2 separate regions of the Homo sapiens genome follow, and region 2 is linked to region 1. The links are chromatin contacts, found by Hi-C or POLR2A ChIA-PET in ENCODE. All regions are on one chromosome and are shown on one strand. Each heading gives the region's core, a stretch centred on a gene start or an enhancer-like site at or near the end of the contact. The rest is flanking DNA. Distances are from core to core; before and after follow the strand shown. Region 1 overlaps ZHX3 (zinc fingers and homeoboxes 3). Region 2 has its middle 27 kb from the start of EMILIN3.

The links. A loop is a pair of places that touch in the nucleus more often than their neighbours do. ChIA-PET counts read pairs that join two places held with the same protein, here RNA polymerase II (POLR2A). Pooled maps may share reads with other maps.
Region 2: a map of heart left ventricle shows a loop between it and region 1 (1.9-fold over the local background). The contact joins two enhancer-like sites. A Hi-C loop is called at or near these places in 6 of 168 maps with a recorded cell type or tissue (dorsolateral prefrontal cortex, heart left ventricle and naive thymus-derived CD4-positive, alpha-beta T cell) and 9 of 50 pooled maps. POLR2A ChIA-PET finds 5 or more read pairs at or near these places in 2 of 52 experiments (GM10248 and activated T-cell).

The regions. Positions count from the first base shown.
Region 1 is chr20:41,247,102-41,253,768 of GRCh38, forward strand. All of the region lies in intron 2 of ZHX3 (zinc fingers and homeoboxes 3), which reads right to left. Among named protein-coding and RNA genes, the nearest start is that of ZHX3, 67 kb to the right of the region's middle. Within about 2 kb of position 2,795, at least 26 of the 41 ENCODE cell types and tissues checked have a DNase peak (open chromatin) inside an H3K27ac peak, as active enhancers do; they include dorsolateral prefrontal cortex and heart left ventricle, where a contact is called at or near this core.
Region 2 is chr20:41,390,886-41,397,552 of GRCh38, forward strand. No RefSeq gene overlaps it. Among named protein-coding and RNA genes, the nearest start is that of EMILIN3, 27 kb to the left of the region's middle. RefSeq lists an enhancer at 788-1,453. Within about 2 kb of position 2,946, at least 11 of the 41 ENCODE cell types and tissues checked have a DNase peak (open chromatin) inside an H3K27ac peak, as active enhancers do; they include dorsolateral prefrontal cortex and heart left ventricle, where a contact is called at or near this core.

The sequences.
Region 1 (6,667 bases), core at 1,545-4,044:
ATACAAAAATTAGATGGGCATTGTGGCGTGCGCCTCATGCCTGCAGTTCCAGCTACTTGGCGGGGCTGAGACAGGAGGATTGCCTGAACCCAGGAGGTCGAGGCTGCAGTGAGCCAAGATCATGCCACCGCACTCCAGCCTGGGTGACAGAGGGAGAACCTGTTTCAAAAAAGAAAGACTTGCTTAATACTGGGCAGCTCAGTTATAGCAAGTACTAGTCAAGGGTGGCATGTCACTGTGTTCAGAGTTGGATGAACCTGGGTTCTAATCTGGACTCAGCTACTTCCTAGTGTAGGTCATTTGGGTCTTGGGCAAAGTATTGAACCTCCCAAACCTCAGTTCTCTTTTGCACAATGGAAATCATCTGAATATAGACAAGATAGGGCCCACTATAAAAATTAAACAAGATAGTCTGTGTGGAAGTATCTTTAACAGGCATTAAGTGCCTGTTAAGTGTCTTTAACAGGAGAATTAAGTAGCATGTTCAGGCTTTTTGCCTCCTTCCTCTTCCCCTCCACTCCCCAGTGACCAACTTGCACCCTGAGTAAGGTTTTGCAGCACCATCCTTCTCCTGTGGCTTGTAAACCTCTGCAGTAACTTCAGCAATCTACACTGCCTGCACCCTGCCCTCCCTGTATGCTCCCCTGAATCACAACCATATTTGCCTTTCTAGAGCACATATCATTGTCTTCAGTGATTCCCTGCAGGACAAAGTCTGCCCACTTCAGCCTGGTATCATGATCCTGTCTTAGTCTGGTCCAACCCACCCTTTCTGAACAGTTCCTTACAAACCCACATCTTCCTACCTCAACTCTGCCTAGGCCATTCCCCTGCTTCAAGCTCTTACAGAGCCTCCCATGGCCTACAGTATAAATTCCTAACTGTTTCAGGTGGCATTTGAGACCGATGGTATCAGGTCCCTGCGCCTCTCCAGTTTCACTGTCTGCTACTCGTTTCCCTCCTTATACTTTACACCCAAGCGTAAATCTACTTATAGTACCTGAAACCCCATGCTGGGTCATCACTCTTCAGCTTTACATATACTCCTCTCTTTGACGAGAATACTCTTCTCATCCATTTGGCAAATTCTTCAACAGACTTCAAACCTCTCTCAAATGCCTCTACTTCTGTGGTACAGTCTGTCCAGAACTGTGTCTTGTACATTTTTCTACTACTTTGCACCTGTGCCTGTCATACAACGATTTCTCCAGTTTCTCCGGTTTTTTTTTTGTAATTCACTGACCATTATTAATGTCTTCTCTGCTAAAAGTATAACAACACTCAGCTTTGCACAGAGCAGTTACTTGGGAAATGTTTGCATTGCTGAACACAGGCAGCTTCCAATCTCATGGGAACATCAAATGAAATGCAGAGGATACATGCTATACAACACAGTCAAGAGGACTGAAAGCAGGCAGCAGGAGAATTCCACAATATTCCTGTTTAAAATGTTAAAATGTTGGTGGCTGCCAGAGCTCAGGAAAAGAAAATTTTTTTATGTGGTTACAGCTCACTCTAACGAGTCAATTACATTGACCTAAAGCCCATGGTGCTCAAAACTGTATTTCTCTCTCCAAAACCTCATTCTTTTATAAAGCTCCCTCCTCTGTGGAATGAATGTGGGCAATCGCTTTTGCAGTGTTTGACGATGCCAGTTTATGGCTATGTTTTTCTGTTCACTGAACTGGCTCATTTCTTCAGGAGAACAAACTGTTCTCCACTGAAGCAGGAATTGGCTGGGTTCTAACAAAAAGATTTTTCCCCCCTGACAGTGTTTTTGCAAAAGACCCAAGTCAATTTATAGCCAAGTAACAAAAGGTCAGAAAGGTTAGTCAAGCAATGGGCGTAATTCCTGTGTGTCACAGCCAATAAAGGAAATGGGTGGGGATAAATAGTATGCAATTTTAACCTGAAATTATTTGTGCAAAACTATTCTTGTAAACTATACAAAATTACCCATGACTTCCACTATATAGGATTTCTCACTCTGATTTTTTTAAAGGTACATTTACTTTGGAAGAACTGAGATGACCTCAAATTCCTCATTCACAAATGGAAAATGTTAAAAACTTTCTTCACACTAATATAAGAAAAACTTGGTCATTGTTTTGCAGCCCTGAAACAGAATTGTTCACATAAAAAAAAAAATCTCATAGTTAAGTCACAATTAAATACAATTTGCATGACTGAATTTAAAATAAATTGCAAAATTCCCTTGCCAAAAGGGAAACAACATTGACCAAAAGGATAGGTCAAGAAAAGACCCTACAAAAGTGACAGTTCCTCTGTTTTAATCATGCTAAAAGTATAACAAACTACTGCATTATTCAGTGAGCATAAGAACAAGAAAAGCCTGCCTTTAAAGCAGACACGAAGAACTGACATCACCAGCCAAGCAAGCGGAAGGCAGATGAGTAATAGCCTGCACTGGGCGGCCAACCAGGCCCAGGCCCATCAGTCTGTGGAGTAAGAAAGCCTTTCAGATATCAAGGTCGTTGGGAGGCCTCCTTCCCCCAGTTCTCCAATACAAAGTCTAATCTACTCACCATTTAAAACAATCTTAGCATCCAAAAGATGAATGGTTAAATAGAACCCTGTCACCGTTCAGACAAGATGGTCTAAACCCATTTCTCTCCCCACCTCCTTGTAAGCACAACTGTAAATCCTGAAAATAACACAAAAGGCAACCAAAGGAGAAGTCTGAAAGAAAAAGGAAGGTGAATTACTTAGGGACCCAGGATTGGAGGAACAACATAGCAGCACATCTTATGACCACACCCCCATTCAATAGAAGAAGGTGGCCGAGGGTGTTTCCCAACCCCCAACCTAGCAACAGAGGGCAGCAGAGGATTGAATGGGAGTTCTGCCGACAATACCAAGCCAGCTGGAAGCACCAACAAGGGGGATAGCTCAGGACCCCACTAACAATAAAGCAGTCTGGGGAAACACTTTTCCCCCCAACTACAGGGCCCCCAGGAAGCAAGCTGCATCCCAGCAGGATGGAGACTCCCTCCTCTACCTAGATATCAGGCAGCATGGCCTGGGGAAACTCCTTACCCCCATCAGACAGCACCAACAGGGACTAGTGGGAGCCGTGGCAGCACCAGATAAACCAAGTGGACCAAAAGAGTACTGCAAAGGCTCTGAAAAGTAAATCATCGTTGGAACCACAAGAGTAAATCCCAGCTCACATGCTGCATCTAAACACTGTGACCGCCTGCTAAAATGGAAGATTTAAATAGGACCCAGACTCTCTTAATAGACAAAATGTCCGAAGTAGATTTTAAAAAATCACCTGTTGGCCAGGCGTGGTAGCTCATGTCTGTAATCCCAGTACTTTGGGAGGCTGAGATGGTTTAATCATTTGAGGCCAGGAGTTCGAGACCAACCTGGGCAACATGGCAAAACCATGAAGATGGACTGAAAACAGACAGAACCTCCAACACTTATGAAACAATAGCAAAAGATCCAATATTCATATTATCAGAGTCACAGGAGAGAATAAAAAGAAGGGCTGAAAGAGTATTCAAAAAGATAATGACTGAAAATTCCCCAAATTTGCTGAAGGACATAAACCTAGATTCAGAAGGTGAACATATCCCAAATAGGATAAACTCAAAGAAATCCACACTAAGACACATCTTAATTATATTTCTGTAAATTAAAGACAAAGAATAACTCTTGAAAGCAGAGAAAAACAACATACTACCTATAAGGGAATATCAAGCGACAACAGGTTTCTTATCTAAAACCATGGAGGCCTGGCCGGGCACACTGGCTCACGCCTGTAATCCTATGACTTTGGGAGGCCAAGGCAGGCAGATCATTTGAGGTTAGGAGTTTGAGACCAGCTTGGCCAACATGGTGAAACCCCGTCTCTACTAAAAATAAAAAATAATAACAAATAAAATTAAAAAATAAAACCATGGAGGCCAGAAGGAAGTGGCACAACATTTTTATGGTTAAAGGAAGTTTTTCAAACAGAAAGGAAATGATTAAAAGAATTCTGAAGCATCAAAAGGGAACAGAAAACAACAGAAAAGGCAGAAATATGGGGAGATATATATATATATAGATTATCCTCCTGTAGTCCCAGCTATTTGGGAGGCTAAAGCAGGAATATTGCTTGAGTCTAGAAGTTCACTTCTACCCTGGGCAACATAGCAAGACTCTGTGTCTTAAAAAAATTAAAAATTAAAAGGGGGAAGGTAAAGGGACCTGAATGGAAATCAGGTTTCCACATTTCACTCAAAGTGGTAAAATACTGATCATAGTAGACTACAGTAAGTCACATAGGTATACTGTAATACTCAGAGCAACTGCTAAGAAAATAATACAAAGAAATACACTAAAAAAACTATTAGAAAGTCAAGATAAAAACCTCTCAAAATGTTCAAGTAACCCAGAGAAAGACAAGAAAAGAAACAGTAAATAATAAATGGCAGATTAAAGCTCTAATATGTCAATAATTAGCTTAAAGATAAATGATCTAAATACACCAACTAAAAGGCAAAGACTGGCAGAGTAGAATAAAAATACAACCCAACTATATGCTGTTCACAAAAACTCACTTCAAATTCAACAAAATAGTTAAGCTAAAAGTAGAGTACTGTCTATAGAATAGATAGAATAGCAATGCTTATTTTACATTATGCTTATCATTTTTGATACAGAAAAATATTTGGATAAGACATGATAAATAAATACATAAATATCCTAAAAGTGAGATACAAAATATATATATATATATAACATGGCTTTACACTGTATGTAAGCAATTTCTAAATTAATACCTAAAAGGAATGATATCAAGATATCACTAAGGGAATCTCAATTATCTTCATTATTCTTTCCTATGTTTTTCAGATTATCTACAATAAGAAAGAATGGCTTTTATAACTTAAAAAATGTTGTTTTTTCCAAATAAAGCAGTCTATTCAAGATAACTGTATTGCTGCCTAGGGAGGAGGAAATAGTCTTTATCATTGCTAGCCACCATTAATGTGGATCTTTCTACTGGTGAGTTGGCTGTCTATACCTGCCTTACCCTCCAAAAGACCAGAGGCACAGGGCAGAAGGCCTGAAAGACCAGGAAATGTCCTCTTTTCAGACTTTGGGTATGGGATCCAGGGAGGAGGGGCTGGGAGTGGGAAATGAGAAGTTAGGGAGCAGAGGGATAGGGGACAGGGGCTAGAGAGAAGACAGTACAGACAGTAGAGCAGGACTACTGGATGCCTGCCTCACTTCTAGTGGTTTCCAGAGTCATTGCTCTAGGTCTTCTTAGGCCTCGCCACTGAGCTAGTTCCTGTGTTTTCTTAATCCATCACCTGAGACCATGTGAGTACGTCTTAGTCCCCTATGGCCCAACAGAGCCAAACCCAGGTGTCATCCCGCGATGCTGGTGGCCACAGCCCAGAAGAGGAAAGTCTTCATTTTATACTGCCAAGTAAGTCTAACTGTAACATGCCCATCTTATTTTTCAGTTTCTCTCTAACTTTATCCAGGAGTCTTGTGACAGCCTTCCTACCATATAACATGCCCAATCCCTTTTCTGGCATTTTAAGTAAGAAATTCTAAAGTAATCTTCAGTTCTTCCTCACCCATTACTTATATATACAATATATTATTATAAAGGAGACAACACAGAATATAGAAGGCAGATTTCTAAGGTCCCCTATTAGAGGTTTATAATTCTTTTATAAAATGTTATCTTTTCTCTTCCTCAACACAACAAACGAACCCCATTAAAGTCAAAACTGAAAACTCTGGCCAGGAGTCTGTTATATGTAAGATGCCTCCTTGTTGATGTTGCTATAGTCCTAATTAACAGTCGACAGGACATTTCAAGACTTCTCACTCTTATCACCAGTCCTGGAAAAGTTGTCTTTTTCTATAACTGAGGACATGGAATCCCATCTCTAGGGCCACACAGGATAAACCAAAGCCAACCTTGACCTTAAGGAAATTTGTAAGGACTGCAGGACTATTTTAGTGCCCCCACCCTTGCCATCTCTCATGGTCAAAGTACCAACAAGAAGAGGAAACACAATTTTGCAAATACTTTAGCGTATATTATTTGAGACCACATTCACAGTTAAAATAAGCTTTTATTTTACCTGTTGTCTTGGTTTTTGGGACTACAGTAAAAAAAAAAAAAAAAGTATGGACTTGGAGTAAAAGTGTCCCTATTACTTATTAGCTGCATAGCTTTGTAGCCTCTTTGTCTATAAAATGGAAATAATTATGTATATCTTTTGTGAGGACTGAATAATGTATCACTTATAAAAGTTCCAGGTGGTCTCCTGGTTCCATTTAATATTCCTACCTTGGTTTCTTTTTTCCATCTACTTCTCATTTATGTTTTCTTCTTGTATTTTATGGACCAGAGTGAGTCACTTTAAATTCTGGTAGAACAGGATGCCATATGAATATACAATATAAAAATAGTAGATATTCCTCTGGGGAGTAGGGGTGGGCACTGACTGGGAAGGGACATGAGGAAACTTTCTGGGTAATGATAATATCCTTCTAGGTGTCTGGGTTTTATAGGTGTATCCATTTGTCAAAACCAGGTCCATATACAGTTAAGATTTAACTACAATAAAATGCACACATCTTACTTCCAAAGAAAAAACCTATAAACAAATAATTACCTCTACTTAGCGAT
Region 2 (6,667 bases), core at 1,696-4,195, 140 kb after region 1:
CCTTGCTATGTTATTAAGGCTGGTCTCAAGCTCCTGGCCTCAAGAGGTCCTCCTGCCTGAGCCTCCCAAAGTGCTGGGATTATAGGCATGAGCCATTGTGCATGACTGATTTATTTCCTAAAACAGCATGCTTTTATTTAAAATAAGGGCAAGTTATTTAACTATGATGCAATTAAGAGAAATAATTATGTATAATTCAATTATGATGCAATAATTTATCATAACTGCATCATAGTTAAAAGATGCCAAGTTACTGTAAGATCAGAAGACCTACGCTAAGGCACAGTGGTACGTGAATGCACTTGAACTATTGAAAGCCGCTGTCAGACTCCACAATGGCTTTCATTTTTATTTATTTATTTATTTATTTATTTATTTTATTTATTTTTTATTTTTATTTTTGAGACAGAGTCTCGCTCTGTCGCTCAGGCTGGATGGAGTGCAGTGGCGCGATCTCGACTCACTGCAAGCTCCGCCTCCCGGGTTCACGCCATTCTCCTACCTCAGCCTCCCGAGTAGCTGGGACTACAGGCGCCCGCCACCACGCCCGGCTAATTTTTTGTATTTTTAGTAGAAACGGGGTTTTACCGTGTTAGCCAGGATGGCCTCAATCTCCTGACCTCGTGATCCGCCCGCCTCAGCCTCCCAAAGTGCTGGGATTACAGGCGTGAGCCACCGCGCCCGGCCCATTTTTAAAACATTTATAAACAAAAGAGGTTTAATTGACTCATAGTTCTGCATGACTGAGCAGGCCTTAGAATCATGGTGGAAGGCAAGGAGAAGCAAGGCACATCTTACATGAGGGCAGGAGGTGGCGGGGCAGAGAGAGAGAGCGCGCCTCAATGGCTTTCAATAGTTCAAGTGCATTCACACCAGGCGCATTCCTGCGCTTGAGATTCCTAGCATCAGCCAGGAGCGGCTTAGTGGGAGAAAGAGCTGCGACGGTGATGATAGTGACATTCCAAAGTTTTGTGGCAACATGAAGGAGGAGGTGTGTCTGCGCTTGCACAGTGACTGCAGCCCTTGGGCAGATGTGGAGAATGTGTGAGGCTAAAGGCTCCCACGCAGCATGGGGCATGGGGAGCCTGAATGTAAGCCCCAGGGCAGGAAGTTTTGCCTATTTGCTCACCGTGTAATCTCCAGCATCTAGAATAGCATAGTAGGCCTTTGGTAAATATCTGTTGAATGGAAGGACTAAAATTAGTTCTGGAAGTGTCTGGGGATGGGGCTTAAGTTACCTCTGCAGGGTCTCCAAGGCTAAATCCTTTTCCTGAGTTAGAAAAACAGGGCTGTTCTCACTGAAGTTTTGGCCTTCAGAGTGTGATGAGGAGTGCAAAGGGGCACGGGGCAGCTTCAAGGACAGGGCTGGGACCACAGAGGGTGAGAAAAGGGCACAAGGGAGGAGGGGTGCTCCCAAGATGGCAGCCCCTAGAGATCTGGGCTGGGTCTTGCTTTCCTCCCTGGGGCCAGTGCAGCAGGAGAGGGTGCTGGGTAGGGGTGCTGGGGGCTGAGAGGACCAACCCAGCTTCACCAGGCCCAGAAGAGAAGATGCACACAGGGAGAAGGCAGCTGTATGCAGTGGGCTCAATAAAGAGGATTTGGGCTGGGCGTGGTGAGTCATGCCTATAATCTCAGTGCTTTGGGAGGCCAAGTGGGGAGGATGGCTTGAGGCCAGGAATTCCAGACCAACCTGGGCAACACAGCAAGACCCCATCTCTATGATACATTTAAAAAAAAATTAGCCAGGTGAGTGGTGCACACCTGTAGTTCTAGTTACTTGGGAGGCTCAGGTGAGGGGATCAGTTGAGCCCAGGAGTTCAAGGTTGGTTACGGCAAGCACTCCAGCCTGGGTGATGGAATGAGAAATGAAACCCTGTCTCTAAATAAATAAATAAATAAAAAGATTTGCCTCTGTATAACAGGAGTTTGAATTTAGGGCTCAAAAAGTCAAGTACATTCTCAAAATCACTCAGAGAGTGACAAAATCAGGATTCAATTTCACATCTTTCTAATTCCAGAGCCTGACTTTTTTTCACTCCGCTAAAAAAAGTGACGTCACAGGCACATGGCAGGCATGGAGCCCCAGGCGAGCCAGGTCTCAGTCTGGGTCAGTGTAGCCCCAGGGCTGGGATCAGAACCACAGTCGTTCTGGAGACAGGGCCAAACTAGGGTTAGAGGTCAGGGAGGCCAGGCCTGAGAACAACAGGCTTTCCGGGCTTTGTGCCCCCAGCCAGACACAGTGTCCTGGGATTGGTGGCAGGGCCTGCTGGAGCCCCCAGCTCCCTCTTTCCACCCCCCATCTAGGGCCTGGCCTGACCTTCCTCCCCAGGGCAAGGAACTGGCCTGGCTCTTATCCTGGAGGAGGCTGCAGCTGCTCCTGCAGCCCTGGTCCCAGCAGACAAAGGCGCTTTCTTTCCTAGTACAAGGTCTTGATTGCATGTTGCCCTGGATCCAAAAGTTCCTATGGAGGAAGCAGTTTCCTCCCAGGGTGTGTGTGTGTGTGTGTGTGTGTGTGTGCACGCACGTGTGTGCTGGGTTTCAGGGAGTTGGGCTGTCAGGGAGTGCAAGCCCTCTCCCAGCCTCCTGGGTTTAGCCTGGCATTGCTCAATCTGCATCCTTTGTGTACATCTCTAAGTGTCTATGCATGTGTGTGTACGTGGTGGTGTGTGATTGTATGTATGAGCATGTTTGTGCATGTCCCTGCAGCTGCAGGTGCGACTGCCTAGTATGTACCTGTGCATATTTCTGTACACATCAGCACATGCTTATACACAGTCGCAAGCCTACGTATCTGTGTAACTTGTGTCTGTGCCCACATGCGTTTGGGGGTGTATGCATATGTTTCATGTGTGTGTCTACATGAGACACCTGGTACCAGGTCCCTAACTCTGCTGCCTCTGGCTGTGCCTCCCCACACCCTCTGCTGCTGTGTGGGGGCTCTGCAGTATGCAAGTCCTCCTAAAATAGCCCCCTTTCTTCTTCCCAACCCCCGGCCCCGCCTCTGCATTTGTCTGGGAACAACCTGGCCTCTTTCAGCTCTGGGAGGAAGACAGGTTTGTACAGCTTGGCTTGGCCCATACACTTTCCAAAACTCTCTGGCTCCCAGCCAAACTCTTTATAAAAAGGCTCATGGGGAATAGCCTAACAGGAAGGTGGGAACTCTGCCTGGGGGGCTCAGGAACCCTGCTCCAAGCCCCAAGATTAAATGGGAGCATCAGTCAGCTGAACTTCAGCCAGAGACGGCCCTGCAGCCTGAAGGTGAACTTGGTCAATGGACCCTTCACCCCCAAAGATGGGGACACAGCATCTCAAGGTCTCATGTCCAGGGTGGCAGAGCTCGGAGGGGTCCCAGGGCTCAGGCAGCTCAACTCCCCATGGGCACACTGGAGGGAGAGGCCCAGAGTGATGCCCCAGACCAGGCAGGAGCTGAGCCACTTCCTAGCATCCTGCAGCCCCAGGCCCTGGTGACCCTGCCATGGATAACCCTGGGTCTGCCTCTTCTGCAGGGAGGTGGGTGCCACTGCCAGACTTCAGAGTAGCAGGCTCTGAGCCTGGCTGGCCCTTTTGCTCAAGGCCTCCTGAGTCCATATCACAAAGTCAGTGTTTGAGCACAGGGTTGGTTTACCCAGCACTTGCCTTACTTGGGGTGCAGGGGACCTCAAGCTGTTTCTCCTAGTCCCACTGAGGCACAAGAGAGGGGCTTTCTGTACTGCTATCTCCCCTACTGGGGCTCAACCCAGTCTTTTTTTTTTCTTTGAGACTGAGTCTCACTCTATTGCCCAGGCTGGAGTGCAGTGGTGCAATCTTGGCTCACTGGAACCTCCGCCTCCCGCGTTCAAGTGATTCTCCTGCCTCAGCCTCCTGAGTAGCTGGGATTACAGGCACGCACCACCATGCCTGGCTAATTTTTGTATTTTTAGTGGAGACGGGGTTTCACCATGTTGGCCAGGCTGGTCCCGAACTCCTAATCTCAAGCGATCCACCCAACTCGGCCTCCCAAAGTGTTGGAATCACAGGTGTGTGCCACCGTACCTGGCCTCCACTGGGTCTTAAGGGTGCCCTAGGGTGAAGATGGGAGGGCAGTCCAATGGGTAAGACCCTATCTCAAGTGGATGCTCAGGGCACAGGTGGCACCCCCCTCACTGGTCTGTCACAGGAGACACAGGGGCTGCTGCTGGAGATGCCACAGCCGTGTGGGAGGGGCAGGCTGGTGGGGCAACTGAGGAAGAGGATCCCAGAAGCCTGGGTTCAGACATGGCTCCAGGGGGCTCCTGGGTGCTGGAAACAGACGAGACACCCTCAAAGAGGCTGGTTCCTTCAGTCCATCCCCACTGACCGCTGCCAACCACCCCTTTCCTCTTCCCTTCAGAAACCTTTTTCCAGGCGGGAGGGATGGTAGCTGGGAAGCTTTGCTCTTATCTGGCATGTGCCCAGGCCAGGCACCGAAACTCAAAAGCCAAGCAGAGAATCTTTTTTTGTCTGCTTCCGATTGTCGTACCTTGTCCCTGAGAGACACTCATGGACCAGCCCAGCTTGAAAAGGAGCCAGAGAACACAAGAAACAACCAGTAACTCCAAAGAAAGGTCAGGGTTTCAAGAACATTGTGCCCCCCCGGTTGACTGTGCAGAGCAAGTACCTCTTTGGATGGAGGTTTTATTTCTTTGAACTCTTGTTCCTTACAGAGGCTGGGAGTGGTTGGGCCCACAGGGTGGGGGTGGTGGACTCCTTGTCCTTGGGCCTGTTTTGGGGATGCTGGGTTGCGCACTGGGAGTGGAGTTGGTGGGGGCTCTGAATTCTCCCACGCTCAGTCTAGGGATGGGAGCTGCCTCTTTCTTCCCTCATGGGATGCTAATTATCCTCAACTTGTCTGGGAGAAGAAAGGAAGTAGCTGCAGGGGCTTAGCCAGGAGGAACACCTGCTCCCCTGCCCCACCGCCCTCCAGCTCTCCCTCCCTCCCTCCTTCCCTCTCTCTCAGATGCACACCAACACTAGGAGTATCCTTATATACGTATGTGCTGCTTCTTGACGGGGAAATTTGACAAGGGACTGGGGTGAGGGTAGGGGTGTCTTCTACCTGGGGAGGCCCAAGGGGCTGCGGCTGGGGCTTTCCTCAGCCTCATACAATCCACCGCCCCGCCCCCAACCCCTGCCCAAGGCACTCACGGTGCCTTGTGCCTCCGGGCTCTTTGCCGGTCTGGAAAGTCTGGGATCTGTGAATGGAAAAGCCTGGGTCAGAGCTGGAGTGGGGAGTGGGTGGGGGTTGGGAGCTGTGTCTACAGAGTTTAGAGTTTTCTTGGTCTGAGCCAGGAAAGAGTCTAAACACCCAGCAGTGCTGAGTCCTTGCCTGCCCTGTGCAGCGTGGACCTTCCTCGGCCCAGCTCTCCTGCCCTATGCAGGCTTTGGGAGTCCCTGAGGATTTTCAAAGAGCCCCAAGGCGCTGGGGACAGAGAAAGGTGAGGCCAGGTTGTCATCCTGAGGGGGAACAGGCACACACAGCCAGCAGGGGCCTGATGGTAGATGAGACCAGGGTGACGTGGCAAAGCTGCTTCAGTCTGGCCACAGCACTGCATCGACCTGGACTCTTGAGCCTCTCCTAGTGTCCTGCTTCTGAGAGCCAGCTGGACATCTCAGTGGGGAACAGGACAGTCACTCTCGAGGCAGGAGGATCGCTTGAGCCCAGGAGTTCGAGGCTACAGTGAGCTGTGATCACACCACTGCACTCCAGCCTGGGTGACAGAGGGAGATTTTGTCTCAAAAAAACAAAAACAAAAACAGACAAACAAAAAAGACTCAGTGTGAAGAGGGGAGGGGGACAGGGCAACTCCAGTGTTTCCTCCAAAGTGAAAGTATGCCCTCGGGTTTGGAGGCTGGCCCTCAAGAAGCATGCCCAAAGCCAAGGGCTTCTTGGAAGCATTTTATCTCAAAAGTAGACATGAATCTTATATTCCACTATGTGATTCATTTTTATACAAAACCATGTTGGAGTTAATATGAAATATATATATATATATATATATATGTATGTGTGTGTGTGTATTTTTTGAGATGGAGTCTCACTCTGTTGCCCAGGCTGGAGTGCAATGGTTCCATCTCGGCTCACTGCAACCTCTGCCTCCTGGGTTCAAGCAATTCTCCTGCTTCAGCCTTCCCAGTAGCTGGGATGACAGGCTCCTGCCACCACACCTGGCTAATTTTTGTATTTTTAGTAGAGATGGGCTTTTGCCATGTTGGCCAGGCTAGTCTCGAACTCCTCACCTCAGATGATCCGCCCGCCTTGGCCTCCCAAAGTGCTGGGATTACAGGCATGAGCCACTGTGCCTGGCCATATGAAATATTTTAAATGAGTTTTTGCATTGAATCTATGAATAAAATTGATGCTGCAGGATGGGGATCGACAAACTTTTTCTGCAAAGGATCAGACAGTATAATAAATATTTTCGACTTTGCAGGCTGTGTGGTCTCTGTGACCACTGCTGTCGTAGCCCAAAAGCAGCTTTGTATAGACAATACACAAAGGAATGAGTATAGCTGTGTTTAATAAAACTTTATTTATGGCCACTAGAATTTGGATTTGGGATCTTTTTTTTTTTTTTTTTTTTGGAGACAGAGTCTCGCTCTGTCACCCAGGCTGGAGTAGAGTGGCGCGATCTCAGCTCACTGCAAGCTC